Regions from separate parts of the Mus musculus genome. Here region 2 is linked to region 1. A link is a loop called in an ENCODE intact Hi-C map of the cell type or tissue named here. Cell type or tissue: heart. All regions are shown on one strand. Each heading gives the region's core, and the rest is flanking DNA. Links, peaks and the distances in the headings are about the cores only.

The links. Hi-C counts contacts between places; a loop is a spot of excess contacts. Peaks named below come from ENCODE experiments on the same cell type or tissue, not always from the same donor. Only the 100,000 strongest peaks of a DNase experiment are listed, where the experiment ranks them.
Region 2: it touches region 1 in a loop (9-fold over the local background); 7 of 42 quality-filtered maps call a loop at or near these places.

The regions. Positions count from the first base shown.
Region 1 is chr7:103,941,595-103,944,523 of GRCm38, reverse strand. No RefSeq gene overlaps it. Among named protein-coding and RNA genes, the nearest start is that of Olfr633, 3.5 kb to the left of the region's middle. In heart, for the core only: a CTCF peak has its summit at 1,585 (motif pointing right); no DNase peak of the experiment used is centred there.
Region 2 is chr7:103,791,658-103,794,586 of GRCm38, reverse strand. It overlaps Olfr67 (olfactory receptor 67), which reads left to right and starts at 2,757. Exons shown (of 2, transcript NM_013619.3): 1 at 2,757-2,826. RefSeq lists a silencer at 684-1,610. In heart, for the core only: a CTCF peak has its summit at 1,512 (motif pointing left); no DNase peak of the experiment used is centred there.

The DNA.
Region 1 (2,929 bases), core at 275-2,774:
CTTGTGTGATACCACTCACTTACAGTGTGGTTGGCCTCAGCTTGGTGTTTAGCACACTAAGAGGTACTTCTATATATCATGTCAAAAGAACCATACCTCTCTTTCCACCTCATCTTGTTGGTCAATCTCCCTAGTGATATAGGCCAACCAGCCTTTGAAGATTGTCCTACCTCTATGCCTACAGGAATAATTAGGCCAAGAGGAGAGGGTCTCAGGGGTATTGTGTAGGGTTCAAAGTATGAGAAAACAAGAACAAGATGTGTGTGTGTGTGTGTGTGCTTTTACAAGCACATGCAAGTGTGTAAGTTTATGTAAACATAAGTTAAAATGTGTATTCATGAGCACAAATGCTCTGTATACATAACAGTAATATTTATGTAAAATTTTAGTTGGAAGTTTACATAAATTTATGATCATGTACACCACATTTTATCACATATTTAAATGTATCAATTGAATATGTTCATGATTTTATATATGCATGCGTGCACTATATTTCTTTACATGTGCATATATCTATATAATTCAAAATATTTAAGAACACATAGTATGAATAATAATATTTAAATGTTAACATTTATAGATTTTGCTAAATATTCTAATGTTTATCCCTGTTTTAATTTTTTTTAATAAAAATCTTAAATTCACTAGACAGAGTACCTGTGGGCACAAACATGTTACCTTTTGCCAAACCAGCTAAGTATGATTTATAAAGCTATTTGGACTTGTAGCTTACATGCAGACCTAAGCTCTTTTACCTAGGGCCTAGGTAAAAGAACTTAAGGACATGCCAAGGGCACACAAGAACCTACAGGCTTGACATATTTAATGATTCATGCTCTCCATTGCTTTACTCTTGGTTTCAAATTTTTCTTTGCTATTCCTCTTGTTGTCCACACTTCCAAGGGTATGGAATCCTTGTTAGGAACTATATCATCAAGCTTTCTTCTGGGTTGGTCACACCAACTGCAACCTACTCAAAACACTGATAAATATTAAAATGGTTTTAAAAATCTCTGAGAGGTTAATGACTCCATAAAATTGAGATAACACAGTACTTATAGTTTTGAAGGACAGAATTACTGTGGAGTCTTAGACACTCAATTGCATAATCTCTCAAATAACAGGCAGTTCTGGGCCATTAACAAGTAGGTAGTAGATTAAAAAAATATGAACACATCAGGAGAACAGATAATTGACTAGATAAATAAACAGCTGCTCTTTTTGATTCACATCTGGATTATAAATTAAAGAGATAAGACGAACCCAAGAGTTTAGGTCTAATTTAGGTAATAGGCAAATGTACAGAATGGGCAGAAAAAAAAAAAACCAACAAAACAAATGAGAGACACCGGTGAGCAAAATCTGAAGCAGGAAGAAGTAGGAAAAGGGACTCATTCGTAAACTATAATATTTGAAGGTTGACTGAATGCTGAAACCACCCAGACTCAGCTGTCATTTCTCCCACAATAGAAAGACAAATGCGATGAGAGGAGACTAAGTAATTCACCATGGGTGGACAGGGAAGGGCCAAGATTTATTCTTTGAAGACTGTTGTCACAGATGTGACCAGGAGAGGGCAGCAGAGGGTTGCCTGTTGGAGCTGACTTGCCAGATGTTTACAGCTACAGTAAAAGTTGGAGGACAATCAAGATAGATCCTTTTTGTGAGCACATCATAGCATCAGTAATAGTGTCAGGCCTTGGGGCTTCCCCTTGAGCTGGATCTCAATTTGGGCCTGTTGCTGGACCTCCTTTTCCTCAGGCTCTTCTCCATTTTGTCCCTGTAGTTCTTTCAGACAGGAACATATCTGGGTCAAAGTTTTTGACTGTGGTATGGCAACCCCATCCCTCCACTTGATGCCCTGTCTTTCTGCTGCTCTATCTTGACTATCCTCCAAAAGACCCAACAAGCAGCTTAAAGAGTCAGATGCAGATATTCACACCCAACCAATGGACAGAAGCTGCTGACCCCTGTGGTTGAATTAAGGAAAAGCTGGAAGAAACTGGAGGAGGGTGACCCTGTAGGAGGACTAGCAGTCTCAAATAACCTGGACCTCAGAGACCTCTCAGACACTGAGCTACCAACCAGGCAACAGACACCAGCTGATATGAGGCCCCTAACACATATACAGCAGAGGACTACAGGGTCTGGACTCAGTCAGAGAAGATGCATCTAACCCTCAAGAGACTGGAGGTCCCAGGTTTGGGGAGGTTTGGTGGGGTAGGTGTTGGGGATGTCCTCATGAAGACAGGGGTGGGCAGAAGAGGTATGGGAACAGTCACAGGGTGCACAGGGAGGAGGATGAAGTCTGGACTGTAAAAAAAGGATTAAAAAATCTGAGAAAAATTCTAATGTAATAACTGAATATAAAAAAAGTTGGAGACTAGTGGCTGGCTTGTTTGCTGGTCCTCTGAGTTATGGTGTTAGCTTCTGAGGTGAGGGAACAGTGTGTTCTACATTTACTTTATATATATATATATATATATATATATATATATATATATATATATATATATATATATATATATATGTCATGGGACACAGATGACATGAGTATCAGATCTTTACTTAAAACAAAAAGCTTGACCCAGAATGTCTAACATGACGACTGGTTTAAAACAATATTTCATACAGGTAATCTATATTGAGCCTTTGTCTGACATTGTTTGTCTTTTGTCTGTTCCTCTTTGTGCTTTCCCCACTACCTGAACCTTGAATGAAAAAAGTGCAGACTGTCTCATTTGCCAAAATACAGGAAACTGAGATGCTATAAATAAAGTCTACCAAGAAAAAGTTGGGCCAAAATCATTTATTATGATTTTAATAAATATAAAGTTAGCAAGTAAAGTCAGCTTTTACCTCACTGTGACATTTAACTCTTTCAAATGCAAAATCCAGACACCTGCTTTCATATCTGCTACATTAC
Region 2 (2,929 bases), core at 164-2,663, 150 kb after region 1:
GTTCCATCTGTATGTTTTAAGTTGGAGTGAATTTTTGTGATTGAAGGGATCTAACAGTATGTGTGGGATTAAAGATCATCTGTGGTATGAAATTAGGTAGATTATTCATTCCAGTGCTGGTGTGGGCTGCTTCCCTGTCAGTTACTGGTCAGGGAGACGTGGAGCACAGGCAATAGTGTCCCCAACCAGTACAGGCTATTTCCGAGATGTTGACGTCTCTTGATGAAGATGCCTCACACTCTAGTTGTAGGCCACAGAGAAATGGAGCTGGAGCTTGCCTGGGAGCTTCATTATGCTTGATGGTGGCATATAGCCCCTCCCCCCCCATTCTGTAATATTCCATTTTGATGTTCTTCCTTTTTCCACATATAAGAGAAAACATATCACACTTGTCTTCCAATATGACTTATCTTTTAGCATGATGAGCTCTATTTCCATCTATTTTCTTAAAAAAAAAAAAAAAGGACTTTATCATCACTTGAAAGTTAACTTGTAATCCCAGTACTTGGGAGGCAGAGGCAGGCATATTTCTGAGTTCCAGGCCAGCCTGGTCTACAGAGTAAGTTCCAGGACAGCCAGGAGTACACAGAGAAATCCTATCTCTAAAAAAAAAACCAAAATAAATAAATAAATAAGAAAGAAAGAAAGAAAGAAAGTTAACTTGGTGAGATGGTAGGTAATTAATTGGCTGGATTATCTCTTTCTATAGTTTATGGATACAGTGTATTACATAAAACACACAATTATTATTTGCCAGAAATTATAAGAAATACATTTAAAAGATGAGTTTTTGTCATTTTATTTTCTGCTTTATTGATTTACAGTCATCTTTATGATTGATTTTATTTTTTTGTGGTCCCATAAATAATGGGAGATTTTTTAAACAACAAAACAAAACTCACTTGAAAGTGACTATTTTTGTCTTATATCAATTAAATAGTTGAAATTTTGGTGGCAGCTACTCAGAAACCTTAGAAGGCCACAATTAAATAGGTGAACTATTCATGTATACTTTATTATGTTGCTATGTATTATAAAATATGAAATAATTTAAATATAGTATTAAATAATAATTAAAATATTAAACTAGAAAATAATATTAAATAGAAAATTTAAGATTTAGAATTTAAAATTAGATTTAGATTTAGAATTTAAGAAAAGTTAAGGTTAGGATATTCTTTATGCATATGTTATGAAATATGCAGTGAATAAATTAATGGAGAAACTATGAGTAAAAAAGAGAGCATTAAAAAATGAGTAGGCATACTATTCATGTGCATTGATAGCAAGGTTCCTAAGTTTGTGGTTAACTGTGCTGTCTGGTATTACCACATAGTTTGTAGGAGGTTCTTATCTATATTTTCAGCGCTGCCAAAACCCTAGTTGACCTGATCACTTTTAGAAGTAGGCTTGTTTCATGCATCTTTGAATAAGGGGGGTGGGGGGGTGGGGAGGAGGGCGGAAATCAGCGGAACACTTCTGCCCCCTACTGGTATGCAACAGGATCATTAGAGAAATGACCTTAAAAAGGTGGTGATACAGTTTATCCCAGTTAGCTTTAGTTGACAACCTGAGGCTGCCTAGAGTAATCCTAGAAGATAATCTCAATTGAGAAATGGACTAGATGAGATTGGCCTGTGTGCATTGCTCTGGAAGATTGCCTTGATGGTTAACTGATGAAGGAGAGCCCTGCACACTGAGGACCCATCTTTAAGCAGGTAATCCTGGGCTTTATAAGAAAGCTAGGTAATTGGGCTAAAGAGATGCCTGGGGTTTAGTTCCCAACATCCACATTAGCCTTATAATAACCCTATAGGTCGAACAACAATATGAACTAACCAGTACCCCAGAGCTCCTGTCTCTAGCTGCATATGTAGCAGAAGATGGCCTATTTGGCCATCATTGGAAAGAGAGTCCCCTCGGTCTTGAAAACTTTATATGCCCCAGTACAGGGGAAAGCCAGGGCCAAGAAGTGAGAGTGGGTGGGTAGGGGAGCAGGGTCGGGGGAGGGTATAGGGAACTTTCAGGATAGCACTTGAAATGTAAATGAAGAAAATATCTAATAAAAAATTGAAAAACAAAACAAAATAGAAGCTCATAATAACCTTTAACTCCTGGTTCAGGGGAACCTGATGCCTCTTACCTCCATGCAACATATAGTCACATACAGACACACTTTACAAAAACAAAAATTAATATCTTAATTAATTGTTAATTAACTAAATAATAAGAAGCTAAAATAATAAAAAAATGTTACTCAAAAGTCAAAAGAGATTTCTATGTCATCTTTTTGCATCTTTGGACCCTTCTAATCCTGAATAATTCTGTCATGTAACCTAGGGAACAGAAGGAAAGACAAAGAGACTTAAGATTTGAAGGAACATGTGATTTTAAAAAAAGGAACTCATTATAGTGGCTTCAAAAACTCATTCAGCACTTCCTCCCTAAATGGTATTTAGAACCTGTTACAGTAGATCCCTCCAGGGAACAGGATACGATTGTGCTAGTACAAATCTCTGACATGCAAAAAAAAAAAAAAAAAAAAAAAAACTGGAATATGTATCAATTTTACTGTCTGGAAATGCTAACCAGAAGAAATGTTTCTCAGACTGTGGAGGAGGAGGAGGAAAGTTCTCAAGAGAGGAGCCAGTACTGGACATTTCTTCTATGATACAACTCAATGCTCTTGGGCTAAACGTCTAGGGCCCAAGAGATGTCTAAAACGAGGTATAAATAAATGATCCAGATTTGTTGTTTAGGCTCATAGAATCTCCTTGCTTTTACTCTTTCTCCTGTTAAATGTCTTCAGATTTTAAACAGAAACAAGTAAGTGCAAAGTTATGTTCAAAGGAAGCTTGAAGCAGATGACAGAAGAAACTTAAGTCATGTTTTCTGCAGTTCTGACCCATAAGAGTACAACACCTAACTT